2 separate regions of the Homo sapiens genome follow, and region 2 is linked to region 1. A link is an interaction called in ENCODE POLR2A ChIA-PET data of the cell type or tissue named here. Cell type or tissue: MCF 10A. All regions are shown on one strand. Each heading gives the region's core, and the rest is flanking DNA. Links, peaks and the distances in the headings are about the cores only.

The links. ChIA-PET counts read pairs that join two places held together with the same protein. Peaks named below come from ENCODE experiments on the same cell type or tissue, not always from the same donor. Only the 100,000 strongest peaks of a DNase experiment are listed, where the experiment ranks them.
Region 2: POLR2A ChIA-PET joins it to region 1 with 5 read pairs; 5 of 35 experiments call an interaction of 5 or more read pairs at or near these places.

Annotation. Positions count from the first base shown.
Region 1 is chr13:48,435,492-48,452,002 of GRCh38, reverse strand. The region is part of intron 17 of RB1 (RB transcriptional corepressor 1); the gene reads right to left. It also overlaps a transcript of LPAR6 not described here. Among named protein-coding and RNA genes, the nearest start is that of LPAR6, 31 kb to the right of the region's middle. In MCF 10A, for the core only: no CTCF peak of the experiment used is centred there; a DNase peak (open chromatin) is centred at 2,902.
Region 2 is chr13:48,386,705-48,403,215 of GRCh38, reverse strand. All of the region lies in intron 17 of RB1 (RB transcriptional corepressor 1), which reads right to left. It also overlaps a transcript of LPAR6 not described here. Among named protein-coding and RNA genes, the nearest start is that of LPAR6, 18 kb to the left of the region's middle. In MCF 10A, for the core only: no CTCF peak of the experiment used is centred there; no DNase peak of the experiment used is centred there.

The DNA.
Region 1 (16,511 bases), core at 975-4,974:
AGAAAGAAGAATGGAATAAACGCAATCAGAAATGACAAGGGAGATACCACCCTTACCCCAAAGAAATACAAACAACCATCAGAAAATACTATAAACACCTCTATGCACATAAACTAAAAAATCTAGAAGAAATGAATACATTCCTGAACACATACACCCTCCCAAGACTGAACTAGGAAGAAATCAAATCCCTAAGTAGACCAATAACATGTTCTGAAATTGAGGCAGTAATAAATAGCCTACCAACCAAAAAAAAAAAAAAAATCCCAGGATCAGATGCATTCACAACTGAATTCTACCAGAGGTACAAATTTCTACTGAAACTATTCTAAAAAATTGAAAGGAAGGGACTCCTCCCTAACTTATTTTATGAGGCCAGCATCATCCTGATAGCAAAACCTAACAGAGATACAACAAAAAAAGAAAACTTCAGGCCAATATCTCTGATGAACAGCAATGCAAAAATCCACAATAAAATACTGGCAAACCAAATCCAGCACACACCAAAAAGCTTATCTACCATGATCAAGCTGGCTTCATCCCCAGAATGCAAGGCTGGTTCAACATATGCAAACCAATAAATGTGATTCATCACATAAACAGAATTAAAGACAAAAACCACATGATTATCTGTGGTTGCAGAAGAGGCCTTTGATAAAATTCAACATAATGTTAAAAACTCTGAACAAACTAGGTATTCAAGGAATGTATCTCAAAGAGCCATCTATGACAAATCCACAGCCAACATAATACTGAATGGGGAAAAGCTGGAAGCATTCCCCTTGAAAACCAGCACAAGACAAGGATACTCTCTCTCACCAATCCTATTCAACATAGTATTGGAAGATCTGGCCAGGGCAATCAGGCAAGAGAAAGAAACAAAGATATTCATATAGGAAGAGAGGAGGTCAAATTATCATCTTAACCCAAAACATTCTTAAGCTGATAAGCAACTTCAGCAAACTCTCAGATACAAAATCAATGTGCAATAATCGCTAGCATTCCTATACACCAACAATAAGCAAGCAAAGAGCCAAATCATGAATGAACTCCAATTCACAATTGCTACAAAATGAATAAAATACCTAGGAATACAGCTAACAAGGGAAGTGACGGGCCTCTTCAACAACCACAAACCACTGCTCAAAGAAATCAAAGAGGACACAAACAAATGGAAAAACATTCCATGCTTATGGATAGAAAGAATCAATATTGTAAGACTGACCATACAGCCCAAAGTTATTTATAGATTCAATGCTATTCCCATTAAACTACCATTGACTTTCTTCACAGAATTAGAAAAAACTAATTCACATGGAACCAAAATTCATAAAATTCATATGGAATCAAAAAAGAGCGCAAATATCCAAGACAATCCTAAGCAAAAAGAACAAAGCTGGAGACATCACACTACCTGACTTCAAACTATACTACAAGGCTACAGTAACCAAAACAGCATGGTATTAGTACAAAAGCAGACACACAGACGAATGGAACAGAGTAGAGGACTCAGAAATAAGACCACACACCTACAACCATCTGATCTTTGACAAACCTGACAAAAACAAGCAATGGAGAAAGCATTCCCTATTAAATAAATGGTCCTAAATAAATTCCCTATTAAATAAATAAATGGTCCTCGGAGAATTGGCTAGTCATATGCAGAAAATTGAAACTAGACCCCTTCTGTAAACCTTATACAAAAATTAACTCAAGATGAATTAAAGACTTAAATGTAAAACCGAAAACTCTAAAAATCCTAGAAGAAAATCTAGGCAATACCATTCGGGACATAGGCATGGGGAAAGATTTCATGATGAAAACACCAAAAGCAATCACAACAAAAGCAGAAATTGACAGTGGGATCTAATTAAATTCAACAGCTTCTGCACAGCAAAAAAAAAAAAATATATATATATCATCAGAGTGCACAGACAACCTACAGAATGGGAGAAAATTTTTGCAATCTATCCATCTGACAAAGTTCTAACATCCAGAGTCTACAAGGAACTTAAATTTACAAGAAAAAAACAAACAACTCCATTCAAAAGTGGGCAAAGGATATGAACAGATCTGAATTCATATAAATTGGAAACTTCTGGATGACTAAAACTACAACAAACTAAATTAAATGGAATCTGCAGAAGATAAACAACATTGGTTAAAGATGCCAAATGAATGCAGACATTAACTCTCTCTCATAAAACCCCACTAAAACGGCAATAAACTGACTTATTTTAAAAGACATAAACCTTTCAGATACAACACTTTTTTTTTAAGAGACAGGGTCTTGCTCTGTCACCCGTGCTGGAGCACAGTGGCACAATCATGGCTCACTGCAGCCTCCTGAGTAGCTGGGACTATAGGAATGCGCCATGGTGCCCAGCTAATTTTCTGAAATTTTTTTTGTAGAGACAGGGTCTCCCTATGTTGTCCAGGCTGGAGATACAAAATTTTGAAAGCTTGGAAGGCAGATACACAAATGGTAACCTACTCAGTAGGTGAGAAAAAACTGAATTGGAACTCAGCATTAAGGAAAGCCAACAGGCAAACCAGATAAACTTTTAACCCACCAAAAGGATGTGGCAGTGGCGATACCAGGTACTTTGGGCAGTGAGGTACTGAGTAACAGGATAAAAAACCTAAAGATACGCAATGGGGGTTTCTTAAGAAATTGCTCTACCAAATAACTATACAATGAAGTTCCCAAACCTCATCCAGGTGCTCAGAGTTTCTAACTAATTTTTAGTGATTTACTCTTTTATATGAGTGGCAATCAAATATTTCCAGAAAGTCCCTAATATAAATATGCCAAAACAAAATAACAAAAAGGCGATCTGGGAGATGCAGAAACTATGCAGGGAGAAGAAATTTAAAAAGAAAGAAAAAAAAACGGCGATTACGCAACAGTTCTTTCAAATAGGAAGTTACTCATGCCTAAGCAATACATTACTAAATACTATTTTTCTTATTTATCCTGCTCTTAATTCACTCAATAAAAAAAAGCATGAAGAACAAGTTTTAAAAAAGCCATTAGCAATAAAAGCACAGGTCCTGGAATTAGAGATATATAAGCTCAAATTCTTGTTTACTAGTTTGAAGTTTACTAGCAATGAAACGTTTTGCTCTCTGAACCTCAGTTTCATTACTTGAAAAACAGGAATACAGCACTCATTTTGCAGGATTACATGATACATCACATGAAGTGACTTCAAGTAGCCACTTGAACATTCAACTCTTTTCTCAGCTTTCAGTGATTTGGCTTGATTATTTTATTTGAATTTCTTGGATGTATGTATGAATGTGTTAAAGATGCGCTTTCAACTCTAAACTTTCAGGAGAAACAAACTGTCTTTTCTTAACTTTACTCTTTTCCTTTCTACATGTCAAGTAGGTACTTGATAAGCTGTGAATAAAAAGAGGCATGATAATCATATAGTCATTACACATATCACTGCAAAAGTTTAACAATTTTCAGCCCTTTTTCAGTTTCAGCAGACCAACAGGAGATGGGTTATTATCTGTAATAGTGACTCACTACAGAAATAATTCTTAAAGGTGGAGATGGTGAGCATGAGTTGTCTCCTATGGAGGCATCAGAAGAAAAGGTGTCCTACAGGAGCTGGATTTTATGGCGGGGAGAAAAAAGAGAAGGTGGCATGTATGCTTTGGAAAAAGAAGCAGACTCTACAACTCCAATCATATAATTTTTGTTGACAAGTCATCTTTTCCTATATTCATTAGGGGCACTGCAGTGTAAATAATGGCTTTCATCTGAGCAAAGTAATGCTAACAATTAACACTTAGGAAATTCATTCCAGCTAATACACATACTGTTATACTAAATATTTTATACTTCCTAGCCATGGATGAATTGAAAATCTTTAACTAAAATGGTATGAGTATAAACCCACATATATTCAAGAGTGGCCTACTACCAATTTTTCTTTCAAACAATGAAATTTTAGGAGACTCTTGAGACCTTGCAAAGATGTGTGATTAATAGGACTTAAGTACACTAATTAGATATTTTAGATACCTTTCAGATATGAGATAAAATCTAGTTGTGCTTCAGATTCACCCAATAGGATTATACTAAAAGTAAATTTCTCTTCCAAGGATTAAGGTGGCATTTTTCACCAATAGTCTTCATATTTCATTCAAATATCACTTTTATCACTCCATCACCCCAAACCAAATGGTCACACAGATATATAGATATTGGTTTATGATGATGAGTATGTCATGATCACGGGAAAACTATAGTGCAGTAGGTAGGAGCACAAACTCTGGAGCCACAGTACATGGGTTCAAATCCTGGCCACCTGTAGCTACATGACCCTCAATAAGCTTCTCAACTGTAGAGCAGAGATACTAATGATAATAGTAGTAACTTAAATCATAGTATATGAGAAGTGAATTAATAATGTTAAGAATTGGGAACAGTGCTTGACACAGAGTAATATATAATATTTGATATTATTATGGTTGTGATTATTTACATCTATGAGTGCCATTATACAAAGAACACTCTATTTCCTCAAACGTATGACTGTATGCCTAGTTATCCATCCATCCACCCAGTATATGTTGTATGTCTATGCTAGGAAGTAGAGCCATAAATGTAACAATGCTCCATTTGTCAGATACTAAATAGCCTTGAAGGAGTATTTCAGAAGCATCTGCCCTATTTGACCTTACTCAACATCTTCACTTGATGTCTATGTATAAAATAAACTTTAATCATCCTCTACCACCCCCCAAAAACGACTGCTTCTCCCTAGTCTTTACCATATCATTAAATCACTCCTTGTATCCAGTTGCCCAAAGCAAAAAAGACAAGGAGTCATCATTATTATTCTTTCTCTCATACTTATCCAAGACACCAGGCAAGTCATATTGGCTCTAAATTCAAAATATATTCCAAGTTTGACTTCTTTTCATTACCTGTACCATTGCTAGAGTCAAAGCAATTCTTATCTCTTTTCTGTCCCACTGCAAAAGCATCCTACAAACTGGTTTCCATACTTCTACTCTTGCTGCCTCCTAGATGTCCTCATAGAGCTAATATGTTACTCCCTAACCCACCTCCACACTCAAAACCCTGCAAGAGCTTCCTGTCACACGTAGAATAAATTCAAATGCCTTATCTTGGTTTACAAAACACTACATGAGTTCTGGCCCCTTGATACCTCTCAGACCTCATGCTCTAACACTCTTCTTACTCCAGCCATCCTGGTCATCTTTCTATTCCATGACTGTGGCATAATTCTTCCTTTCTCTGGGTTTTTGTACTTGCTGTTTCCTCTGCCCAAAATACTCTTTGACCATGCTTCCTATGACTCACCCCACTCCATTATTCACATATCTCCTCAAATAGCACCTCCTAAGCAAAGCCTTGTCTAAACATCTTGCCTAAGACAGCCATAATTCCCATTTATTTGCTACTCCTACCTCTGCTCTATTTCCTTCATAGTATTGATCACCACTTGAGGTTATGTTATAAATTCATTTATTTTCTTATTTATTATCTCGCTACTAGCAAGCAAGATGCAGGAAGGCTTGGGCTTTGTCTATCTTATTCAATAGTATCCCCAATGTTTAAAACTACCTGGCACACAGTAAGGGCTCAATAAACATTTGTTGAATAAATGAATAAAGTGAGAAGGTTGATATTAAGATAACTTAATCTCAAAGTTTTCTGAGATTAACTCCACCTCAAAGTGAGAATAAGATTTAAAATGGGGCCAGGCATGGTGGCTCAGGCCTGTAATCCCAGCACCTTGGAAGGCTGAGGCAGGTGGATCACCTGAGATCAGGAGTTCAAGACCAGCCTGGCCAACATGGTGAAACCCCATCTCCACTAAAAATATAAAAATTAGCCGGGCATGGTGGCACGCACCTATAATCCCAGCTACTCAGGAGGCTGAGGCAGGAGAATCGCTTGAACCCAGAGGGCAGAGGTTGCAGTGAGCTGAGATCGTGCCACTGTACTCTAGTCTGGGTGACAGAGCAGGATTCCCTCCCAAAAAATAACAAATAAAGGGAACCTTCTTAGTTATATATACTCTAAATCCTCTAAAAATATGTGTTATCTGCTCCTTTCCCCCATGTTTTTTACCTCAAATGTTAGTCAAATAGAATACGTGTACATGTATACCTTAGCCATTAAGTATAAACAGATAAACCGTTTCAGACTTGGGTCTTTGAAATAATACTTTGTTCCTACTTACACGGTGCTCAGGGTCTGGTGAGAAGAGGCACACAAACAAGGAAATAAGTATGTGATGACAAATTCAGAAAAATCCTATGAAAGAACAGGGTTCTCTCATGAAGAATAAACAGGGAGATCCAGGTGGATGGGGTGGGTTCAAGGAAGGCTGATCTGGGAAGGTAACATGGACGCTGAGTCTTGAAATGTGAGAAGGAGGCTGTGCTTTGAAAGGAGAAGGGGCAGAGATCTTCCAAAAGATGAAAGATCATATGCTAAGAAACTGATGTTCTTTCAGAAAATGAAAGAGGCCACCAGAACTAAAGTACCCGGGTGGGATAGTGGAGAGGTTGCTAAAGAAGAGGTTGCTGTATGATCACGCAGAATCTGAAAGACCATGGTAAAACGTTTAAATATTCTAAGAGAAACAGTAAACCAATTACAACAGAAACTCTGTTTTAGGATAAGTCACTAATATAGAGATAGCTAGTTCAATTGTGTCTGGCTTCCTATCACATCACTAGCACTTAGTACAGAATTGGGGTCCTAAAAATATTTGGCAATGATGACCTGTGTTGCTTTCAGGAAAGTATTCCAAGTGATAGGGTCCACCATAATCCATATTGCTTTAGCTCTGTTACAAGTGACAAAATTTTCTATCAATTTCCAACTTCCTAGCTCCAATGTCTCAAGAATATGCCAGGCGGGTGTAGGCACAGCTCCAGACAGCAAACAACTTTGGGGTTGTATGCATATAACTCAGGAGTTAACTCTATTGATCTGTGAAATTAAAAAAAAAAAAACTACTATTTACTCAATTTACTTAAGTCTTTAACTTCATATTATGCAAAACTGAAAATATATAAAAACTGTTGTGTTGTTATAACGTTTGGTGTGGTAGGCCTCAGGGGCAGGCCTCGGACCTTCTCTTGCCCTCCTTTAACCTGTTCCAAGGCAGGACTCTAATTTTTCCCCCATCATTGTAAATTGTGTGTCTTTAAGACCCTCCCCAGAGATGGTTTTTGCCCTATAGTGTAGGGGAGGAATGCTGACATCATAAAAATCCCAATGCTGACATCATAAAAACTGGATTAGGAGAGCTTCTGGATAGCTGAACACATGGAGGTTTCTGGAGGGTGTGGCCCCCAGAGGGCATGGAAGCTCTGCACCCCTGCTCCCATACCTCACCCTACGCATCTCCTCATCTGTATCCTTTGCAATATCCTTTGTAATAAACCGGTAAGTGTGTTTCCTTTGATTTTTTCTTTTTGTTTTTTCAGACAGTCTTGCTCTGCGGCCCAGGCAGGAGTGCAGTGGCACAATCTCAGTTCACTGCAACCTCTGCCTCCTGGGTTTAGGTGATTCTCGTGCCTCAGCCTCTGGAGTAGCTGGGACTACAGGGGCATGCCACCACACCCAGATAATTTTTGTATTTTTAGTAGAGACGGGGTTTTGCCATGTTGGCCAGGCTGTTCTTGAACTCCTGGCCTCAAGTGATCTGCCCACCTCGACCTCCCAAAGTGCTGGGATTACAGGCTTGAGCCACCGTGCCCAGTATCCTTGAGTTTTGTGAGCAGCTCCAGCAAATTAATTGAACCTGAAGAGTGTGGTGTGAGAACCCCAATTTGAAGCCAGTAGGTCAGAAGTTCTGGAGGCCTAGGATGGTGTCTGGGGGTATGAGGTATGGGCACTGAGACCCCAACCAGTGGGATCTGACACTATCTCCAAGTAGACAGTATCAGAACTGAGTTGGAGGATGCCCAGCTGGTATCTGCTGCTTAGTGTGTGGGGAAAAAAACCCACACATTTTGTCACAGAAGTCTTTTGTGTTGACAACTGTTGTGGTGGTATGAGAGCAGAAGAAAAACATGGTTTGAGAGAGTTTTTTCCTACACATCACTATGTTCTGGGTTTTTATTTCAGCAATAGCATGTCATCAACAAAAATGTTTTTCAGCTTATCTTTTTTCCAAAAGAAAAAAAAATGTATATAAGCAATATAAAACATAGCCAGGTCTAAAAGCAACGGAGGTGCCTAAGATGGAAAATTTAAGGAGGCATTTACTCTCACTTGCACAATCTTAGTATGAAATGTACCCTTGGTGCCCTGAACACTAAACTGACAATAAAAGCTAGTTAATTTAAGATACACTGGCAAAATAGAATGATGTGTCTTTTACTTTCATGGTTTCCTTACACAAGAATGAAAGTACTTTCAGTTTAAAAGGTTTTATTTGAATGTATTACCTCATTTAATCTTCAAAATAAGTCTTAAAATTAAGTGTTATTATTCATTTTATGAATCAGAAAACTTAGCTATTTTAGTAAACTGTGACTTAATACATTAGAAATATTTTTTGAGTGTGGAATAACATTTGAAGTTTATAGATATTAAAACTAAAACTCTTTTAAACTTCTTTTTAAAAATAAAAAAGCAAATGAATAGAGAAGCTTCCTAGAATTAAATATTAAGATATTTATGACTCTTTCTTTAAAACATTTTATTAATTTCTTATTTTTCAGCTTTATCCATTTACTGAAAAAGGAATCTTTTTTCTTAGCTAAAAAATAGCTAAGCATTTTTTTTAAGTCTTTCAAAACAGTAATCCTTTCGCTAAATTATAGACTAAGAGGAGATATTTTTAAGAACATAACAATGTTTAAAGGAATAGTAATGTTATATCAATGACATAATTTTATACACATGAACAAACACATTTTAAAATGTGTTTCAAATGGATTTATTAATTAAATGTCTTAAAATGTCTTTCAAAGTGGATTTATTAATTGATATCTTGGTCAAAATTTTCAAAGAAAATGAGAGATATATCAATTTGATTAGGTCTGATTTCAAAAATTTTTATTTTATTTTAAACTAAGTTACTTTGTGGTGTTGGGTATTTTTTTAAATATTTAAAGTATTTTGAAAAGTGCAATATGTAAAATATATTTTGTGATTGTTCTGTTAATTTTAAAATATTGTTTAAAGAAAGGACTTCCTAACTCAAAATTAGCCAAGATTTCTAAAATTGGGTCCAGGTTTACTTGAGGATGTCTGATATACCAGCTCTGGGAGGCAGCTCCAAGGGAGATGACAAAATTCATGTAATTAAACTAAAATAGTCACTTATCTGAATGAGGTGTTAACAGAAGTCAAAGTCCTCACCCATCATTACTATCTTCAATTCAGTGAGGGTCTTCCTCCTTTCTAATAGCCAGGAAAAAAACCTTGTTAAAGAGTTTTTGTGGAATTTATCCTAAGTACAGTAGGAAAGTTACCTTCTGAATCCAAAGAAAAAAATCCTGTTCTAACTGAAATAAGACAAAAATATCTATGATGAATATTTGCAAAATGAATAAAAACTCATACTATATCCATCCTGGCTAACACGGTGAAACCCCATCTCTACAAAAAATACAAAAAATTAGCCGGGCATGGTTGCATGCGCCTGTAGTCCCAGCTACTCGGGAGGCTGAGGAAGGAGAATGGCGTGAACCCAGGAGGCAGAGCTTGCAGTGAGTGGAGATGGTGCCACTGCACTCCAGCCTGGGCAACAGAGCAAGACTCCATTTCAAAAAAAAAAAATAAAATTCATACTGTAGGAAGAATTAATACTATAAAAGGAACTAATACAATGTGAGAAACAGACATTAAAAGAGGAATAGGAAAGTTCTTGAAGCTAGCATGTCTGAATATGATGAAAGTCAAAGATGCCTCACCAAATTTTGTAGATGTAGAAGGAGTGGGTTACGACTGAATAGAAAAACACAAGAAGGGTGAATTCGAGTTTAAAAGTCAGAAATAAACATGCTTGTACTGCTAAGTGACAAGGCATCAAATTATCTATTAATAATGCTCATGACTAAGATTTGTGAATAAGTTAAAAACAAGTGAATAAATAGGTCCTATAATTAAATGATCAAAATTAAAGTCATTTTTAAATAATTCCTGCCTCTTAACTAGGATCTCTATACCACAGAATGAAAATCACCAGGTTTTTGCCAATGGGAATCTAACTGGTACCCTTTACCCATATATATAATTCTATGATAGCAAATTGTGTCAAGTTTAACCTATTCCTAGTGCTAAACTTTTTTGTTAAAAATTGCTTGATGATTAAACACAGTATAGTTTTATTTTCTAGTAAATAACACTTAAAAATTAAACAACACTATTAAAAATTGTATTGGTTTTTTGGGTTTTGCTGCTTCTACTTCTAGGTGGACCTACTCCAAGTTCCCAGAATTTCATAATCCTTAAAGCTTCCAATTCTGAAACAGAACTAGATCTAAGACAGTAGGAGTAGGCTTATTAGCTAGTATTGGGTTCCTACCAAGTGATTTTTGTTGATATGCACATGTTACTACTTCTATATGTTTGGAAACCCGTTGGTCATTCTTGCCCTAGTGCCTTAAAATCAAAGGTTGGCCAGATACAATAGAAATTTGATATGTAAAGGTAACATAAGGGTCTTCAGGCACAATTTAGTTTCAACACATCCCTCATGAAAAGGATGATTAGTACCCTTATAAAAGGGACCCCAGAGAGCTGCCTTGTCCCTTCCACCATCTGAGGACATGGTAAGAAGGTGCCATCTATGAACCAGGAAACAGGCCTCCGCCAGATATCAGATCTGCTGGAAACTTGATCTTGGACTTCCCAGCTTTCAGAACTGTGAGAAATACATTTCTGTTGTTTATAAGCCACCAAATCTATGGTATTTTGTTAAAGCAGACTGAACAGATCCAGTGTAATAAGAGTTCAGAAAATCTAATGATTAATTTCAAGCTTAGACTATCAATGGCCTAGGTCATCCTTAGAATGTCTGCAGGATTCTTTTTTTCTTCCCTACATTTTAATTATAAGCAAACCTTGAATATTACAATATAGGGCATTCTTAGCAATACAGATGAGAGTTTAAAATCATAATTTTAAAATTGTTTTCTCTGATAACTATGTGTTCAATTTGCTTTTTAAGCTCCTTTCATTTTCTATTTATTATGAATACATTAATTTTTTAAATGAAAAGTTAAGCAAGTATAAGAGATGTCTCTTTTTTACCTTTTAACAAAGAAAACCCTTTATCTATGAGTGCAACTACAATTTTAAATTTAACTAAGTTCTTCTTGGTTAAAACAAAATCATATAATTAATACTGACTCTAGCCCTTGATCATAAATTCTTTGACACAGTAGAAGAAAGGCAAGGCAGATCGCCTTACCCCAATCTTTATATATATGAAGCCAAATACTAAATTTCAACCAAAAAATTAAACTTTGGATCATGTGCCCATCAGGCTATGCATGTAAATAACAAACATTAAAGTTAAAAAATATGCATTAGCTATTTGTACATAAGTAAATGAAAATTAACAGGGCCCAACATAGACAATATCATACATAAAAGAAAGATGTCTTCATCAACTCTAGCCTCCCTCCTCTTTGCCTCACAGAACATAGCAAAAGTTATCTCCCAAATTTCAACCACTTCTATCTCAGGAAAAATAGTTAATATTTTGTAGAACATCTGACTTTAGTTTTCGGTTATATTTTATACTGTAAACTCCTATTTCCTGATATGGCTTGTAATTTATTTGGGAGGCAGCATATATCAGAGTCCCCAAGGAAGCTTTATTAAACATGCATGCCAGGTTTCCCTTTTACTCCCAAGATTTTGATATACCCAAAAAGAGAGAATATCTACATGTAAGAAAAGCTCCTAAGCAGATTCTAATGTAATCCTACTATTCTATCTCCTTCCTACCCTATTCCTGATACTTCTCTCATATACATATAAAAATATTTAGACTTATGTATATATGTATGCATGTATCTATCTAATCTCCTCCACCACCTCCTTAAGAAGTATAAACTATATTTCTGCATTTTTCTAATTCTGATATAAATTTCTGAAAAGTGACTTAATATTCTTTCTTAAATAGCAATATTGTGATAACAGTTCAATTTCTTGTCTTCTTAGGTTCAAAAAGGCCTTCTTTCAAACCTTCCCCAAAGCCTATTTTCTGGAACACTAAAAACTCAGGCAAATTTGAGGTCTATCAAATGTAAAAAGTACAGACTCTACTGTGAATCTCAGAAATTCTCTAAATCATAACACATTCAATAGCTGACAGAAGACTTTTGTTTCTCTTTTTCCCAGCATTTGGGCTAAAGTGATGATACGGTAAGAAGGCAGAATATTCTGAACATTTCATTAACTTTAGTTTATGAGGATTAATTTTTAACTTTATCCCAGACTCAGTGGGCAAAAATGTTGTGTGGACTGGTGAGGATATTGCACTATAAGGAAGATTAACAACCGTAATCTTTCTATCATGCCTGATTTCGATAACTATGATTAATGATTCAAAGTCATTACCTTATACTTCATGATTCTATTTTATTTCTCTCACTACCTCACTACCAAAATTCTGTCTTCATGATTATCTTAATTTAATAATAGTACTAGTTAATATTTATTGAATATCTACTATATGCTAGGTTCTATGCTAAATATTTTACATATATTATCTCATTTAATCTTCAAAATACGTCCATAAAGTAGATATGTGTATTTTATAGAAATTATAAATTTTGCCCCATATTATATGGCTGATAAGTGATGGAGCAGTGATTCAAACCCAAGTCTACCTGTTTCTAAAACTTGTGCCGTTAGCTGCTATACTAGTATGGGAGTCACGTTCCTTTGCTTACTGCCTCTTTCACTCTTTCTTTGCCCATTGTCATGCTTTTAACCATGTTTCTAGGTTGCTGTTTACCCCTACAATTAGTTCCACTGGCCACAATTCCATCTATCATTCATTCACTGATCCATTCATCTAGAGATGCTAAGAGAAATAGCACATTCATAGTAGTACCCACTACATAGAGTTGTTGTGAAAATAAAATAACCTATATAAAAAGTTTGGTATGATACATGGCACATGATAAGCAATCAATAATTCTACCCTCAAAGAGCTTAACAGATAACATTTATTGAATGCCAGACATAGCACCAACCACATTACTTATATTATTTAATTCTCACAACAAACTCTAGAAAGAAGGTAATTATTTTTTAAATGCCATTTTATAAGTGAAGAAAGGTAGACAAGGAGTAAATTGTCCAGTCACATGAATAAGTGGTGGATCCAGGACACAGTTCCAAACTGTTTGATTTCAGAGCCTTTGTTTTGAACTTTTATGCTATAGTTTACAGTCTAATGAAAAAAAAAACAGATAAGTAAATAAAAAATAGCAATACAAAGTGCTAAGTACCAGAATAAAAGAATACACAGGGTGCCATGAAAATCAGAAGAGACAACTAACTCAGATTAGGAGCATTAGAGAAAACTTCTTGGAAGAGATTATGCTTGAGTTGAATCCTAAAGAAAGAACAAATTATTTTAAGTAAAAAGCAGAAGAATAGTGTGCTCAGAAGCAAGAGAAGAAAAAATAATATGGCCCTGGGGAAACTTCATGCAGCTAATCTATAAGATAAGAAAAATAATGCTTACTATAGGGCTGTTTTGACAACTAAGTTAGATAATAAATGTAAAGTGCTTAGAAGGGCACCTGGCACACAAGCCTTTGAGACAGAAATTTTTCTTTCCATAATGCTAAAATACAGATTTCATAGCAAGGAAATAGCAAAATATAAACTCGCTGAAGGATTTTAGACAGGTGACTACCAGGGTTCAGATGGGACTTTCAGGGAGTTCTTAAAATAAAATTCCAGTGCCAAGCATATAATGGACACTTGGTAAATATTTCTAGAATATTGACATATGATGCAGCCATATCATGAGTCAAATTAACTACAGCAAAGCACAAACAAGAAAACTGATAATAGGATTTGTTTTCTAATTGACACTAAGTCATAACTATGGCAGCCAGCCTCCAAGATCACCCCAATAATCTCTGACACTGGGTATTTATATCCTTGTGCAGACAGTTCCTAAACTGTACCAGGGTTAGTCTGTGGGCCAATGACATAGGGCAGAAGTGATGGCATGTCACTTCTGAGATGAATTTATAAAAATCTGCAGTTTCCATCTTAGGTTCTCTCCCTCTCTAGGATCTCTTCCACTGGGGTTGAGGCAGGGAGCTGCTATGGAGTAGCCCTACGGAGAGGCTCACATGGCAAAAAAAATGAAGCCCCTGGCCATCAGCCAGCAAAGAACTGAGGCCTGCCAACAACCACACGAGTGAACTTGGAAGTAGACTCTCCAATCCCAGTGAAGCCTTAAACTAGCTGCAGCCTTGGTTGACAATTTAAGAATCTCTCATGAGGAAACATGAGTCAAAATCACACAGTAAAGCCACTCCCAGTTTCCCGACTTTCAGAATTTGTGTGAGATAATAAATGTTAGTTGTTCTAACAGATAATTAATATAGCAATTGATCTTTTTTAACTATAAAGAAAATATTTCATGGAATACTTAACTTTTGAAAGTAAAATATGTATATTTCTTTCTAAAGCATTGTTTCTATCCAGGACTTGGGCAGTAGTTTTCTCTTGTACTCAACTCATGTTATTACTTATCTACTCAAATTAACTGTCAGCCTAATTGCTCTCTGAACAACGCTTCACTCTGTTTTGCTACTTAGTCTTGTGAAGGAAACCAGGCTCTCACTGTCAGCAAGATTAGTATAAATTTCACTGGGTAAATAATATTGATAGAAAAAGTAGAAGCTATAAGTCTGTTCTACATGACTTTTCATAACTAACATACATTTCTAAGGCAAGCATGAACTTGTCTAGAAAGTAAAGGACTCCAAGGCTATTAAGTCAAGGTGCTCCTAAAAGAGATTCTGATTATCAAAGTAAGTACAAGTCAGTAGTGCTAGTAGAAAAATTAACAATAGAGGAAGTGGAAGGCAGAAATTGCTATTGTTTTCTGGGTATTTTAAGGAATATTATTAGAACTACATTACAGGAAATGTTTTTGTGCCACCCTAAGCTAAATTCTAAGACTGTTTTGCCTCGCAAGAGGAAACTAGAATAGAAAATAGAAGAATTTTGGCAGACCTTGGCCTTTCTGAAGATCTTTTCCATTTTACCTTGCTGGTCCTTTAATACTAATATTTCTGCAGATCTGCTTGCCAATACATATGCTGGCTGAGCCACTATCATGATTTTTTTTTTTAAGAGAGAGTCTTGCTCTTGTCACCCAGGCTGGAGTGCAGTGGTGCAATCTTGGCTCACTGCAACCTCCGTCTCCCGGGTTCAAGCGATTCTCCTGCCTCAGCCTCCCGAGTAGCTGGGATTACAGGCATGTGCCACCATACTCAGCTAATTTTTGTATTTTTAGTAGAGATGAGGTTTCACCATGTTGGCCAGGCTGGTCTCGAACTTCTGACCGCAGGTGATCCGCCTGCCTTGGCCTCTCAAAGTGCTGAGATTACAAGCATGAGCCACAGCAATTGGCCTCATGATTTTAACTATATCTATATTATTCCTAAGTCTACATTTCTGACTAAAACTATGCTTTCAAGTTCTAGATCCATATTTCCAACTGGACACCAAAGATATCCACATGAATATGTGGCAAACATCTCAAATATAATAGGTTCAAACATTAACATGAACTCATTTCCTTCATCACCAACCAGCTATGAGATGGTCTTTCAATACCTACTTTGGTTAATTGTGTTATCAACCACCTAATCACCCATAGTACAAATCTTAAAATTATCCTCAGTTAACCTCAGTTCCATCCAGGACCTAATCTTTTCATTCATCCTTTTAACATATTCGTGTCTTTATATTTACAATAGATTTCTTTTAGATAGCATAGAGTTGGGTTTTGTTTTTCATCCACTCTGATAATCTCTGCCTTTTAATTGGGCTGCTTAGAGCACTGACATTTAATGCAATTATTAATATAATTAGTTTAAATTCTACATCTATTTGTCTCATCTTTTCTTTGTTCCCTTTTTGACAAAGATACAAAAGCAAATCAATAGAAAAAGGATAGCCTTTAAAATAAATGGTGCTGAAACAACTGAACATCCATGGTGCCCAACTCAGCACCCCCTAAAAAAACCTCAACCCAAATCTCAAACTTTGTACAAAAATAAACTTAAAATGGATCATGGACTTAAAATGTGAAACTATAATTTTTTAAGTATAAGGGAAAATCTTCAGGATCTGGAGTTCTTAGATTTGACACCAAAAGCATAATCCATAAAAGGAAAAAGTGATAAACTGGACTTTATGAAAATTAAAAACTTTTGGATGAGAAACATGATGTGAAGAAGATGAAGAAAGAAGCTACAGGCCAAGAGAAAATATTTGC
Region 2 (16,511 bases), core at 6,575-10,574, 54 kb after region 1:
ACAATCCAAGTTACACAAAAAGTCATACTACTTAAGCCCTTTGACTGCTGCTAAAAAATAGTGTTTTTACATCAAAACACAGGAGATCTTTAAATTACTAACAACATAACCTTCAATTTAATTTTCTTTTAAAACTGATAATTTTCCAACTAATTTTACCAATTATTGTTAGCTCATATTTTAATAGGACATAAAACCTATGAATCATAGGTTTTATATATAAAAAAGGTAAAAAGGTTTTATATATAGTACTTTACGAACAGAAGCAATTTATTTAAATAAAAATGAATACTACTTAAGACTTAGCACTAAAAAATTATACCATTTGATTTATATGTCATATAGGTAATTTTTGCTAATGGCCAAAATTATTGGACAAAAATTACTATACTTTATGTTGTGGTCTCATAAGACTTCCTGAGATGACAAAGACTGAAACACACATGATTCAATATAATCTTAGCTACCTAAAACGAGGGGAAAAAATGGACCTGCATTTAAAGAAAAATAAAGCAAAGGACACATATAAATAGTTTCTGTAGGCCAAGAGTGGCAGCTCATGACTAATCCCAGCACTTTGGGAAGCCAAAGCAATAGGATCACTTGAGTCTAGGAGTTTGAGACCAGCCTGGGCAACAGCAAGACCCCGTCTCTACAAAGAATAAAAAAAATTAGCTGGGTGTGTTGGCTCACACCTGTAGTCACATCTACTAAGGAGGCTGAGGTGGGAGGATCACTTGAGCCCAAGAGTTCAAGGCTTCAGTGAGCTATGATTGTGTCATTGCACTCCAGCCTGGGAAAACAGAGTGAGACTCATCTGTTTAAAAAAAAAAAAAGGTTTTCTACAAGGGATTTCTTTACCACTCTCCATCCCTTCCCCAGGCCATTTGTTCTTCATTGGAACTGAAATGTGCAAACGTTTATTTTCAGAAGACCCCGTTAAAATATGTGGGTTCAACTAAATCAGATGCCAATCTAAAAGTGTACACTATTAAAGGTGTCTGATATTCCTATGAAAAAGATAATGCAAAAAAATTATATTTTCAAGAACAGATAGTAAGTTCAGTATTGGATTAGTGTATCCTATGTTCATTTTTGTTTATGACTCATGTAAAAGACAAGTAATTTCACTTCTCCACCTTTTTCATCTTAATGTTTAAAAGAAAAAAACTAAATGATAAAACCTAATATAAAAACTATCATTACTTAATATGTAAATTTAAAAACTTTTAGACAATTAAATTATCTTAAAATAAGAAAAGGGCATAATGATAAAATGACCAGACTTAAAAGATAGCAAGACAGATTTATGTTAGTCTTTGAAGAATTCTTAAGGAATATAATCAAAATCTTAAAGATAAATTTGTTGTTATATTTAGTGGAGATAAGAACCACTGAAACTTAGCAAAGTAAGAAAAGGCTTTTTTGAAAAGGCTAAGAAACAAATCCAGCTGTTTCCTATTCTACGTTTCCTTATCATGTTCTAAATCTAGCACTTACAGGAAGACACCAAAAATACCTTTGATATTTGGCCATTTCTGAGAAAAGCTGAAAATATGAAGACCCAATTAAGTAAATTAGTAACAACACCAAGGACCACAAATGTGTATGTTGAAACAGACTGGGTCGTGACAGTTCAGAGTTTTTAAAACATGCTATAAATAGTTGGAAAAATGAAATGCCAAAAAGTTGTTCTATTTTATAATTAAAGGTAAGTAAGCTTAGATGATTGAAGCATAATTGCCTTAGAGTAGTTCTAAAATTTTAGTAAACTCAATAATTAATAACAGCCTTTTATTTTGCTGCAGAAATTCAGAAGCCACACTAATTAGGATCGATTTCTCCTATTTCTCTTCTTTGTTTCTTGCATATCCAGAATTCTAGAGCCCTTCCTCACAATTCCAGTTAAGATTTGACTGTAAGTTTACAAACTGAAAATTCTAAAACTAAATTCAAGTAATTATCTAACATCATGACTCTTTATAAAATTCTCTGAATAAGAGTATATGTGCTTCCATCCCACAGGTTAGGTACAGAGAGTATGTCCTAGCTATTCTTCTACCATTGCTACTTCCCTTCTTGTTTGTACTTGAATAGTGAACTAACACCACCCTCAGGGTAATTACTGACATGATTCATAACTAAAGCAACATAACAAATTCCAACTGTAATATAACAGTGAACACTGCCCATACTTAACAATGCTGGAGTCCCATGATGCCTTTTCCCCCTGAACTTTTTCCATTTTGAGAAGGTGATGGGGGAGGAGGGGTGCCTCAAGAGAAGAGAAAAATTCTCTGTACTTATAGTAAGCCAAGATAAACAGGTTAATACTGTGTAACTGAATCCTCGGTTCTCTGTTCTTATGAAATCACTGTATAGCAGAGGAAAAGGAATGAAGGGTACTAACAATTAATTGTTATGTTTCTAATTACTATTCTCATAAATGCTCATTTATTCCTCACAACAACTGAAAGTTATCCCTATTTTACATACAAGGAAACCTGAGATACAGAGACATAATTTGTTCAGAACCACACCAAAGCAAGTTACATGACATCTCTGGACCTCAGGTCTCTTTATCTATAAAATAGGGATAGCAGTGTTTACACTTCCAGGCTTCTGTGAATATTAAGTAAGATCCGCTAATTCAAAGTCTAGGCCCTTTTTGCCATAGCATAGTAACACTCACAAACACAAAAATACAAACACAGATAAAACATGAGCAAATAAACGAATCATGACAATGCACATACCAAACAGTAAACTAATATACACTAAAAGGCAACATAGAGGCTAAAAGTATAGTCTCTGGAACCAGATAGCCTGAGTTAAAATTCTGGCTCTGTCACCAACCAGTTTTGTGGACACAGGAAAGTTTCTCCATCTGTGAAACAGTGATGACAGAATCTATTTCATAGAGTTGTGAGAAGTTATGAGTTAATACACTGAAGCACTTTTAACAGTACCTATAATAGGACATATGCAAAAACATTACCTATTATTACTTCTACACTGAAATGTCACACACATAAATGAGAGTTATTTTGATGCTGGTCTGTATAATTATCAGACAAACTTCCAAAGAAGTAAGCAAGTGATGAGCACTACTTCCTAAACTAAGTTTCTATGAGCTACCTACAGGACATTCCTGAGTTGTTAGATTTTTGTTTGTTTTTTATTTTTGGACATCCTTGAATTTCTTAGTCCCTTTTGCCAATTAATGAACAAAGAGAATGGGTAATGTGTATAATATGGATGGTGTGGTGGGGAGGAGTGACATGAATAGACAAGTTATGAATATTTCTCTACAGTAAACTCTGGCATTTTTTCATATGTCAGAGTGTTTTAAAATTAAAGAAGGGTATAGATACATAGAGAAAAGAATAGACTTAGGGATCAGACATAGGACTCAGGTACTACAAGTTACTTGAGCAAAGGTTTAGAAATGAAAATGATTTTATGTTTAAAATCATAAACAGATCTGGATGAAGAACTCAGGCTTACATAAGCATTTAACACAGAATACCTGCATTGATTTATAAGTTATCTCAGTTTCTTTAGATTTTCTTATTGTTGTCCTTTTTAACATATGAGGACCCACATGAAAACCCATTTAATGCCTTATTAATCCTTAACAATGATGAAGAAAGTTATTTTATTACATTGAGCTTATATTCCTAGATCTTTAAGCAATCATCTAATTACATTTCATATGTAGCATATCCTTGCTACATTTCAGTGGATGATTATTCATATGAGTTAAATTACTATCTTTTTTTGTTTGTATTCTTTCTGCTTATCTATCTTAAAATTTTTGTAGATTATTAGTTCACTAGCAGAAAAATAATGTCACTATAAAATATTTATTCCTAAGATATTGCCTTCTTTTATTTTCCCTTCTTTGTCGTTACATTTTTGCATTCGTATAGAAGATGACTTTAGGCATACCTGGAATCTTTTACTAAAAACAGAGAAAGAGTAAAACAACAACAAAAACCTCAGGTCCAATGTTTCAGTCTACGAAAACAATCTAGATGTCTATTTCACCTCATTGTCACCCCTTCCCTTGAAAGTTGATCCAAATACCTAATTTCAACCTAAATTATTGTGGATTCTGAAAACACTTATAGTAAATTCTCATTTCTAGGAGTTGCATGAATGAAACATATATGCATACTAGCATTTACTTTTATAATATAGTTTGCTCATTTTTGTAAAGTCTTCTTTTAATCCTTCTTCCTGAGGAATAAGCCAGACCAATAGTCACAGTGCACTGCACAAAGGAGCTAGTCAACAAATGTTACTTTTCCCTTTCTTGTTACTTATTAGCTCCTAGGCAAAACACTTCCCTTGTTACTCAGGATAAAAAATACACATACATATTATGCTTTCACTTAGAATAAAATTAACTTACTATTTGTATTGCTCCCTTTATACTGTCCCATATGCCTGACTATATATTATAGAGGTAGTAAAAACAGCATGAATGATTTCACAGAAATAATGTAGTACAGTGACAGAGACCTTTACTAGAAACCAGTATGGAATTTGGAATCAAACCAATATGAGTTCAAATGCCAACTGGGTGACCTCAGACAAATTACTTAAAGAGAGCTGATGATCTGTTCTAGGGAAGTGTAATGAAGTATATTAAAATAATAATATAATAAATATGAGAGACAGCTTTAAAAAAAAATTACAGGACTCTATCAAACTATTGAGAAAGAAAAGGAGAAAGTGCTCAGTATTTAAGCCCAGATGATTTGAAAAGTAATGGAAAAATAGACATAGTGGGAAGCAAAGTTGCATTTAGAACAAGCTAAATAATTTCAGTTTTGAATAATGAAGTCAAGTCTCCTAAATCACTTGAGAAACTAGTATTTAGCTGTGGAAGTCAAGGGCAAAGCTATATTAGGAATATATTGGGTCAGAGTGAGAAAGGTTAAAGCTTTAGCTATGTTTTCAGAATTGAATTTTTTAAAATTAAAATAAAATGTTTCCTCTTTCTGGCAAAGAAAAGTAAATACATGGTTATTTTAGGTAATTCATGAGAAGCTTTTAAAAATATAGCATAATTGCTTTATCATTATATTAGCATGGCTGTTGTGTAAAAGTATATATGGCATCATACTGCTTCATTGTCCTGGCCCATGCTTTTAAAAAGTGTTAAATGTGGCTTAATCGTTATCTTACAATTCACTTGCCTTCCTGAGTTGTAGCTCTCAGCAAAATATAACTTAAAACAAATAATGTCCAATGGTAAATACTTAAAATACTTCTGCAAAGTACACCAAAGGTTAATGACCCACCATACAAACATACAACAGATATCCTTTTTGGTTTTTTCAGAGCCACAGACTGTTCTCCCTTTTGTGTTTGCTTCCCATCAATTTTGACATTTCAAAAGAATACCAAAAAAGCTTAAAATTTTGTTTATAAGTTTGTCAATGAATCAGGACTCTAAAACTATGGGCTATTCATTACAAATTATACTCATACATAAAATGACCCTCGATTTAAATTTGAAAAGATAATTTGAAAGATATATTTTAAATATTTTCTGTTTTTTTATTATACTTTAAGTTCTAGGATACATGTGCAGAATGTGCAGGTTTGTTACATAGGTATACGCGTGCCATGGTGGTTTGCTGCACCTATCAACCCATCATCTACATTAGGTATTTTTCCTAATGCTATCCCTCCCTTAGACCCGCACCCCCTGACAGGCCCCGGTGTGTGATGTTCCCCTCCATGTGTCCATGTGTTCTCACTGTTCAGTTTTAACTTATAAGTGAAAACATGTGTTGTTTGGTTTTCTCTTCCTGGTTAGTTTGCTGAGAATGATGGTTTCCAGCTTCATCCATGTCCCTGCAAAGGACACGAACTCATCCTTTTTTATGGCTGCATAGTGTTCCATGGTGTATATGTGCCACATTTTCTTTATCCAGTCTACCACTGATGGGCATTTGGGTTGGTTTCAAGTCTTTGCTATTGTGAATAGTGCTGCAATAAACATATGTGTGCATGTTCTTTTTAGTAGAATGATTTATAATCCTTTGGGTATATGCTCAGTAATGGGATTACTGGGTCAAATATTATTTCTGGCTCTAGATCCTTGAGGAATCGCCACACTGTCTTCCACAATGGTTGAACTAATTTACACTGCCACCAACAGTATAAAACCATTCCTATTACTCCACAGCCTCTCCAGCATCTGTTGTTTCCTGACTTTTTAATGATCACCATTCTAACTGGCATGAGATGGTATCTCACTGTGGTTTTGATTTGCATTTCTCTAATGACCAGTGGTGATGAGCTTTTTTTCATATGTTTGTTGGCCACATAAATATCTTCTTTTGAGAAGTGTCTGTTCATATCCTTCACCCACTTTTTGATAGGGTTGTTTGTTTTCCTGTAAATTTGTTTAAGTTCCTTGTAGATTCTGGACTTTAGCCCTTTGTCAGATGGATACATTGCAAAAATTTTCTCCCATTCTGTAGGTTGCCTGTTCACTCTGAAGATAGTTTCTTTTGCTGTGCAGAAGCTCTTTAGTTTAATTAGATCCCATTCGTCAATTTTGGCTTTTGTTGCCATTGCTTTTGGTGTTTTGGTCATGAAGTCTTTGCCCATGCCTATGTCCTGAATGGTATTGCCTAGGTTTTCTTCTAGGGTTTTTATGGTTTTAGGTGTTATGTTTAAGTCTTTAATCCATTTTGAGTTAATTTTTGTATAAGGTGTAAGGAAGGGGTCCAGTTTCAGTTTTCTGCATATGGCTAGTCAGTTTTCCCAATATCATTTATTAAATAGGGAATCCTTTCCCCATTGGTTGTTTTTGTCAAGTTTGTCAAAAATCAGATGGTTGTAGATGTGTGGCATTATTTCTGAGGTCTCTGTTCTGTTCCGTTGGTTTATTTATCTTTTTTGGTACCAGTACCATGCTGTTTTGATTATTGTGGCCTTGTAGTATAGTTTGAAGTCAAGTAGCGTGATGCCTCCAGCTTTGTTCTTTTTGCTTAAGATTGTCTCGGCTATATGGGCTCTTTTTAGGTTCTATATAAAATTTAAAGTAGTTTTTTCTAATTCTGTGAAGAAAGCCAAAGGTAGCTTGATGGGGATAGCATTGAATCTATAAATTACTGTGGGCAGTATGGCCATTTTCACGCTATAATTTTTCCCATCCATGAGCATGGAATGTTTTGCCATTTGTTTGTGCCCTCTCTTATTTCCTTGAGCAGTGGCTGCTCTTAATATTTTTTCCTTCATTTCAACCTTGGTGAATCTGACGATTATATGTCCTGGGGTTCCTCTTCTTGAGGAGTATCTTTGTGGTGTTCCCTGTATTTCCTGAATTTGAATGTTGGCCTGTTTTGTTGGGTTGGGGATGTTCTCTTGGATAATATCCTGTAGAGTGTTTTCTAACTTGGTTCCACTCTCCCTGTCACTTTCAGGTACACCAATCAAACATAGGTTTGGTCTTTTCACATAGTCCCCTATTTCTTGGAGGCTTTGTTCATTCCTTTTCATTCTTTTTTCTCTAATCTTGTCATCACGCTTTATTTCATTAAGCTGATCTTCAATCTCTGATATCCTTTTTTTCTGCTTGATCGATTCAGCTATTGGTACTTGTGTATGCTTCACAAAGTCCTCGTGTTGTGTTTTTTCAGTTCCGTCAGGTCATTTATGTTCTTCTCTAAACTGGTTATTCTAGTTAGCAATTCCTCTAACCTTTTTTCAAAGTTCTTAGCTTCCTTGCATTGGGTTAGAACATGGTCCTTTAGCTCGGAGGAGTTTGTTATTACCCACCTTCTGAAGCCTACTTCTGTCAATTCGTCAAACTCCCCTTGCTGGGGAGGAGTTGTCATTCTTTGGAAGAGAAAAGGCGCTCTGGTTTTTGGAATTTTCAGCCTTTTTGTGCTGGTTTTTCCTCATCTTCATGGATTTATCTACCTTTGGTCTTTGATGTTGATGACCTTCAAATGGGGTTTCTGTGTGGACGTCCTTTTTGTTGATGTTGATGCTATTCATTTCTGTTTGTTAGTTCTCCTTCTAACAGTCAGGCCCCTCTGCTGCAGGTGTGCTGGAGTTTGCTGGAGGTCCACTCCAGACCCTGTTTGCCTGGTATCACCAGTGGAGGTTGCAGAAGAGCAAAGATTGCTGCCTGTTCCTTCCTCTGGAAGCTTCGTCCCAGAGGGGTACCCACCAGATGGCAGCTGGAACTCTCCTGTATGAGGTGTCTGTTGATTCCTGCCAGGAGGTGTTTCCCAGTCAGGAGGCACAGGGGTCAGGGACCCACTTGAGGAGACAGTCTGTCCCTTAGCAGAGCTTGAGCACTGTGCTGGGAGATCTGCTGCTCTCTTCAGAGCCAGCAGGCAGGAATGTTTAAGTCTGCTGAAGATGTGTCCACAGCTGCGCCTTCCCCCACGTGCTCTGTCCCAGGTAGATGGGAGTTTTATCTATAGGCCCCTGACTGGGGCTGCTGCCTTTCTTTCAGAGATGCCCTGCCCAGAGAGGAGGAATCTAGAAAGGCAGTCTGGCTACAGCGGATTTAGGGAGCTGTGGTAGGCTCTGCCCAGTTTGAACTTCCTGGTGGCTTTGTTTACACTGTGAGGGGAAAACTCAAGCCTCAGTAATGGGGAATGCCCCTCCCCCTACCTAGCTCTACCATCCCAGGTCGACCTCAGACTGCTGTGATGGCAGCGAGAATTTCAAGCCAGTGGATCTTAGCTTGCTTGGCTCCATGGGGGTGGGATCCGCTGAGGTAGACCACTTGGCTCCCTGGCTTCAGCCCCCTTTCCGGGGGAGTGAATGGTTCTAACTCGCTGTCATTCCAGGCACCACTGGAGTACGAAAGAAAACTCCTACAGCTAGCTCGGTATCTGCCCAAACAGCTGCCCAGTTTTGTGCTTGAAACCCAGGGCCCTGGTGGTGTAGGCACCCGAGGGAATCTCCTGGTCTGTGGGTTGCGAAGACTGTGGGAAAAGCATAGTATCTGGGCTGGAATGCAATGTTCCTCATGACACAGTCTGTCACAGCTTCCCTTGGCTAGGGGAGGGAGTTCCCCAACCCCTTGTGCTTCCCGGGTGAGGTGATGCCCCATCCTGCTTCAGCTTGCCCTCCGTGGGCTGCATCCACTGTCTAACCAGTCCCAATGAGATGAGCCAGGTACCTCAGTTGGAAATGGAGAAATCACCTGCCTTCTGGGTTGATCTCGCTGGCAGCTGCAGACCAGAGCTGTTCCTATTTGGCTATCTTGCCAGCCCATCCTAAGTATTTTCTTATGTAAAAGTATGTTGGCCAAGTACTTGTGTAACTGAATGAAGAAATTTGCTAATATTTGGTGACCACAGAAAAAGAGTATGACAGAATCCAATTAGTAAGTCAGCTACATTTGACACATTTAAAGGAGACTCAATGTTTATGTGACGTACCAAAATTTAATACAAAAAAATAGTTAATAACTAGTACTTCTATGTTCTCCATATAGTAAGCACCCCTCTGAAACAGTATAATGCATCAGTCAGAAGACCTGATGCATTTAACACAAGGAAGCGGAAATGATACCCTAAATATTCTGTAAGTGTACATATTTCATATTTGTAAATACTTCATCAATCACTAAGCCTTACGTTTAGTAACCCTGCCAGCTCTGATGAAGAAACAGGGACCAGATTCGTTTAAACAACCACAAAATTGAACAACATAAATAAAAGAATTCTTTTTACACAATAAACAACAGGCAGTACAGAACAGCAATCCCTGGGAGAAGGAAAACAAATGGTGAGCCTCATTATTGCCACAGCTTACTGCCTGGGGACAGTTTATGGTCCACAGTCCAGAGATGAGAAACTGGAATGCAGCCCAGTGGTCCCCCAGTTGAAGAAACAGAGTTAAGAAATGGGAGATGCCAAGGCAAACTAAAATTAGCAGGACAGAATACTAGAGAGAAGAAAGCTACAAAAAGAGAACTCCAGAGGTCTGCAGAGGGTTAAGCTTGAGTCTTCAGCTGAGTACTGATCAGTGCATGGATGTGATGATACTACTCAAAACCAGGGAAGAACCATGGGAAGGAGTAGAATCCTTCCAGGAGCTGACACAGGGTCAGGAAGAGTTCTGCTTTCAACTAGCCAGAGTGGAAAAACCTTGTCATATATGGGATATTCAGTAGAGTACTCAGAAGAGCAATGCCTGGATAGTGAAGGAAAATCGGCTATTGATTAAAGACTGCTCTGTGTCCAAAAACAAAAACCAGATAAATAAATAAATGAAGCCTTAAAAAAGTCAAATTATTTCCAGATAATTTAATTGTGTTCCAAAACACAGGTCAAAATAGTGAAAGGAATACAAAAATATCCAGGACCCACTAAAGCAAAATTCATGATATCTGGCACCTAACAAAAAAATCACCAAGCAGTCAAAAAAGCAGAAACATACGACTCTTAAAAAAAAGAGAGAGAGAGAGAGAACTATCAGTCAAGAGAAACAGACCTAAAAAGACATAGGTACTAGACTTAGTAACAGGGACATTTAAAAAGTTATAATACCTATATCCCATATGTTCAAGAAGGTAAAGAAAAGCATAAACATAATAAAAATAGATATGGAAGATATAAAAAGGACCCAAATCAAATTTCTAGAAATGAAAACTATAGTAAGACTAAAAATACAATAAATGAGATTAATAGCAGATTAGATACCTCAGAAGAAAAAAATTAATAAACTTGAAGACATAGCTTTAGAAGGTATTCAACATGAAATACAGAAAGAAAAACCTGCAGGAAAAAGATACAGCAAAAAAAGAACAAGGCCAGGCGTGGTGGCTCATGCTTGTAATCCCAGCACTTTGGGAAGCCAAGGTGGGTGGGTCACCTGAGATCAGGAGTTCGAGACCAGCCTGGCCAGCATGGTGAAACCCCATCTTTACTAAAAATACAAAAATTAGCCGGGCATGGTGGCATGTGCCTTTAGTCCCAGTCACTCAGGAGGCTGAGGCAGAAGAATCGCTTGAACCTGGGAGGCAGAGGTTGCAGTGAGCTGGGATCATGCCACTGCACTCCAGCCTGGGCAAAAGAGCGAGGCTTCATCTCAAAAAAAAGAAAAAAAGAAACAAGGCAAACCAGAAGACAGTGGAGCAATATTTTTAAAGCACTCAAAGAAAAAACAAAAAGACTGTCAACCTAGAATTCAATACCCAGCAAAAGACCTTTTAAAAATAAAGGTAAAATGTTTTTTTCCAGACATAAAAGCTGGAAGAATTCATCACTAGTAGACATGCACACAAGAAATGTTTTTTGTTGGCTGGGTGCGGTGGCTCATGCCAGTAATCCCAGCCCTTTGGGAGGAGGCCGAGGCAGGCAAATCACGAGGTCAGGAGTTCGAGACCAGCCTGATCAACATGGTGAAACCCTTTCTCTACTAAAAATATAAAAATTAGCTAGGCATGGTGGCGTGTGCCTGTAATCCCAGCTACTCAGGAGGCTGAGGCAGGAGAATCGCTTGAACCCAGGAGGTGGAGGTTGCAGTGAGCCAAGATCGCGCCACTGCACTCCAGCCTGGGTGACAGAGAGAGACTCCATCTCAAAAAGAAAAAAAAAATAGAAATGCTTTTTGTTTGTTTTATAAGAATAGAGACAGAGTTTTGCTTTGTTGCCTAGGCTGGTTTTGAACTCCTGGCTTCAAGAGATCCTCCCGCCTCAGCCCCACTAAGTGTTGGGATTACGGGTATGAGCCACTGCCCCTGGCCAAAAAAAGTTTTACAGTCAGAAGGAAAACAAAAGGAATCTGGATCTACACAAGGAATGAAGAGTACTGGAAAGGTAAATATGTAATCAAATAAAAACATCTTTTTTCTCTTGTTTTGAATTCTCTTTAAGAGATAATTGGTTTAAAACAAAAGTTATGAGTGTATTGTAGAGCTTATAACTTCTGTCGAAGCAAAATGTATGACAACAACAGCCCAAAGGTTGGAAAAGGGAAAATGGAAATATACTATTCTAAGATTCTTATACTGTATGTGAAGTAGTGTAATACTATTTAAAGAAAGACTATTAAAGATTAAAGATTCATATTATAAATCAAAAAACAATTACAAAATAAAGAAGTATAGACAGTAAGCCTACAAAGAAGATAAAACAGAATTTTAAAAATTCAATCCAAAAGAAGGCAGAAAAAGAGGAAAGGGAGGAAAAGGGAGATGAGACAAATAGAAAATGAATAATAAGATGGAGAATTTAAACCCAACCATATCAATAGTCACATTAAATTTAAATCTAAACATCCCAATTAAAAGGCAGATACTGTTAGGCAAGATTTAAGAAAGCAACACCCAACAATATGCTGCCTATAAGAAAATCACTTCTTTAAGAATAAAGACACGTATAAGTTAAATAAAGAATGGGGAAAATATGCCATGTTGATATTAATGGGAAGAAAGCTGGAATGGCTTCACTAGTATCAGGCACAAGTAGTTTTCAGAGCAAACAATATTACGAGGGATAAAGAGAGGGTCATTTTATAATGATTAAAGAGGTAAATTCATCAAAGGACATTACAAATCTAATGCTTTATGCACCTAAATTCTATATGTTAGACATTAGATTAGGTATTGAGAGAGAGATTAGTTTTTTTTTAAGTGAGCCAGGAGTTTTGCTTTCAGGACCTCTCTAGCCCTCTGCCCCATTTAGTCCCACTTGTCTCCTGGTTACTCCCCTCAAGCACTGAAGACATTAGTCTTTATTTCAGTCACATTCCTCCTTGCTACATGTCCTGGACTCTTGCTCACTGTACTTTCTGGCTCCTTGGCCAGGATCCTCATGCACTCCCAAGATCATTTCTTAAAATACAGTAAACTACCCAGAAATGTTCTGTCTCCAGAAATTCTAAGGTGAAACAACTCTTTGACTACAACCTCCTACACTTTCATTCTCATTGTTACTCCCACTACACCTATTAAACTTCATTAAATTCATTACGTTCAACTTCATTATTTAATGAATGAATTATTTAATGAAATATCCTGTTACTTTTTGTTTGTTTGTTTTGGGGTTGTTTGCTTGTTTTGTTTGTTTTTGAGGCAGGATCTCATTCTACCACCCAGGCTGGTGTGCTGTGGTGCAATCACAGCTCACTGCAGCCTTAACATCCCAGGCTCAGGCAATTCTCCCAGTTCAGCCTCCCAAGAACCACAGGTGTGTGCCACCACACCTGGCTAATTTTAAAAATTATCTGTAGAGACAGGGTCTCCCTATGTTGCCAAGGCTGGTCTTGAACTCGGGCTCAAGCAATCCTCTCACCTTGGCTTCCCAAAGTGCTGGGATTACAGGTGTGAGACACTGCACCCTGCCAAATATCCTGTTTCTTAAAACCTCTACTTTCACTATGAATCTCCTATCTTCTCTCTGCAGGTGAAAACTCCAAAGCTTAACATTCTAACCACTCTAGGGAGGGAGGATGGGAGGAAGAGAGCTGAGTGTGCACCAAGGAGCGGTAAGATGCCAGACCTGTGAGTGAAGAAGCATCTTGGAAGTGGACCCTATAGCTCCAGGCACCTGCTGACACATAGTCGGAGACAAACCACCCAGTCAAGTTCAACCCAAATTCCTGACCCAAAAAATCATAAGCAAAATAAAATATTTGTTTAAAGCCACTAATTTGTTATCCAGCAATAGAGAACACTTCTAATGGCTCTTTTCCATCAATATTTAAACCCTACCTTTCTGATTTAAAAAATATGTTTATATTCCCTCTACTTCACATACATCAAGCTGTATCTTTACTTCTGTTATATCTTTATTTCTCTTCACAGGCAAAACTTTTGATAAAAGCCATCTATTTGACTGTGTCCACTTTATCTCTCATTCAGATCTCATCCTATCCCCACCCCTTCATTTAACAGTCCTTGTCACTGTCACCAGTGACTTCATTGTTGCTAAAACTTTTCAGCTCCTATCTGAAAAGTCTGAGTGAGCAAGCACTCACTCAGACTTTGTAATGTTCTCTCTCTCCTTTTCCTTTTTTTCAGTTTTTAATTTAATTTAATTTTATTTTATTTTATTTTTGAGACAGAGTCTTGCTCTGTCACTGAGGCTGGAGTGCAGTGGCACAATCTTGGCTCACTCAACCTCCGCCTCCCGGGCTCAAGCGATTCTCATGCCTCAGCCTCCCGAGTAGCTAGAATTACAGGCATTCACCACCAGGCCCAGCTAATTTTTGTATTTTTAGTAGAGACAGGGTTTTGTCATGTTGGTCAGGCTAGTCTCGAACTCCTGGCCTCAAGTGATCCACCTGCCTCAGCCTCCCAAAGTGCTGGGATTACAGGCGGGAGCCATTGCACCTGGTCGGTCTCTCTATGATACCACTTCTCCTGATTTTCTTCTTATCTTCCTGGCTGTTCTATTTCAATCTCTTTTGTAGGCACAGGCTTCTCTTTTCTGTCCATCCTTTAAATGTTAGAGCTCCTTAGAATTCTATCTTTAGCCTCCTTCTCTTCTCATACTATATTCTCCCCTTAAGTGATCTTATCCCTTCTCCAAACTTCAGTTACTCAGCAAAGCATAAGGATTAATAGCTTTGGAGCCAGAAAGACCTGGGTTCAAATCACAGATCTTGCCATTTTGCTTGTGTGGTCTAGGGCAAGTTATTAAACTTTTCTAAGCATTCATTTCCTGATCTAGGGTAAACTACCTCATGGATTATGATGAAAATTAAATTTAAGAAGTGCTCACCAAAGTGCCTGGCACAAGATAAACTGTCAAAAAAGGGTGGCATTTTTTATGGTCCATAATCTTAGCCTAGATTTCTTTCCTAAGTTCCAGACACACATATCCAACTGCTACTTGACACCTCTATTGAAATGACCTATAATTACTTAAAACTCATCAAATGAAATTCATCTTCCCAAGCAAACCTCATTCAATCCTAGGTATCTTATTTTAATGAATGACACTACTATCCACTTAAGTTATACAAGCCAGAAACCTGCATGTCATCATAAGTTGACTCCTCTCTGTTCTTTACCCTTATGTAATTAACTGCTACATTTTATAATACAATGTCAGATATTGTTTTAAGTACTTTACATGAATTTAACATGAGATATGCACATATAGTAAAACAAAGTTTATAAATGACTAGTTAAGTATATAGATAATAAACAATTTAAGACTAAATGAGGGAAGAATGACTATAGACTAGGATGATCAGGAAAGGCAAAATGGACCTTAAAATCTGGTCAAGAAAAAGGCAGAGGAAAGCATTTCAAGACTCAGGGACAGGCAAAAACAAACATGGTTGTGTGAGTGAAAGACAAGTCTGAGTGGGGAAGAGAATACAGGCAAGGGTTCTCAAACTTTTTGGACTCAAAACCCTTTTATATTCTTAAAATTACTAAGGACCCCAAAAGCTTTTGTTTGTGTGGGTTAAATCTATTAATATTTACTTTGTTAGTAATTAAAACTTAATTTAGTTAAAATTTAATTAAAACAGAAATTTAAAAAATTACATCCTATACAATTCACCCATTTAATGTGTACAATTCAATAGTTTTTAGTATATTCACAGAGATGATAAAAGTGTTATAAAATTGACTACAATAATGAGTCAATTTTACAACATTTTCATTATCTCAAAAAGAAAAACCATACTCTCTAGCCATCATCCTCAAAACACCTAGTCCTCCCCACCAGCCTTAGAAAACCAATAATCTACTTCCTATCTCTACTGAATTGCCTCTTGTGGACATTTCATATAAATGAATTTATACAATATGTGGTTTTCTGTGACTGGCTTCTTTCAACATCATGTTTTCAAGGTGGTTATATATTCTTCCATTAGGAAGCATAAAGTAGCTAATAGCTTTTTTACATTAAAGGATGTTGAGGGCTCAAAAGAACTTGAGAAAATTTAAAAATATTTATCTTAATAAACCCATTATGTTAACATAAATAATTTTTAATGAAAAATAACCATATTCTACAAAACAAAAAAGATAGAACAATAGCACTGTTTTATGATCTTCTGAATGTCTTCACTATCTGGCATAACAGCAAAGAGCTGAATTTTCCTATCCGCTTCTACATTTACTTTGTTGCAATATGCTGTTTAGGTTGAAGTATACAAAGAAAAATCTGGCCTCATATGGAAAGAGGAGGAGTACTTTAATAACCTTTTCAGATAATTATGGTTACTGTTTTCTGACACTACGCCAAAACTCGACAAGTCATAGTTTCTTAAAGGTTAGTTGCAGGGCGGAACTGGAAACAATCTCAATGAACCGAAATAAATTTTTCGTATTTTAAGACTTTAAAATCCATTGGTTTATCTTGAACTTTTAATGAATATCTTACCCGTGAATGATTTTATAACGATGTATTTGGTCATTTGGAAATACTGGTTCACTGAATTATGTACTTCTTGTAAATGTTTACAAATCTCTCACATTCATTGATATCACCACCGATTTCATCAGAAAAGTATTTTATATATTAGGACTCTGTCAAGCTTTCAGTGGTGGA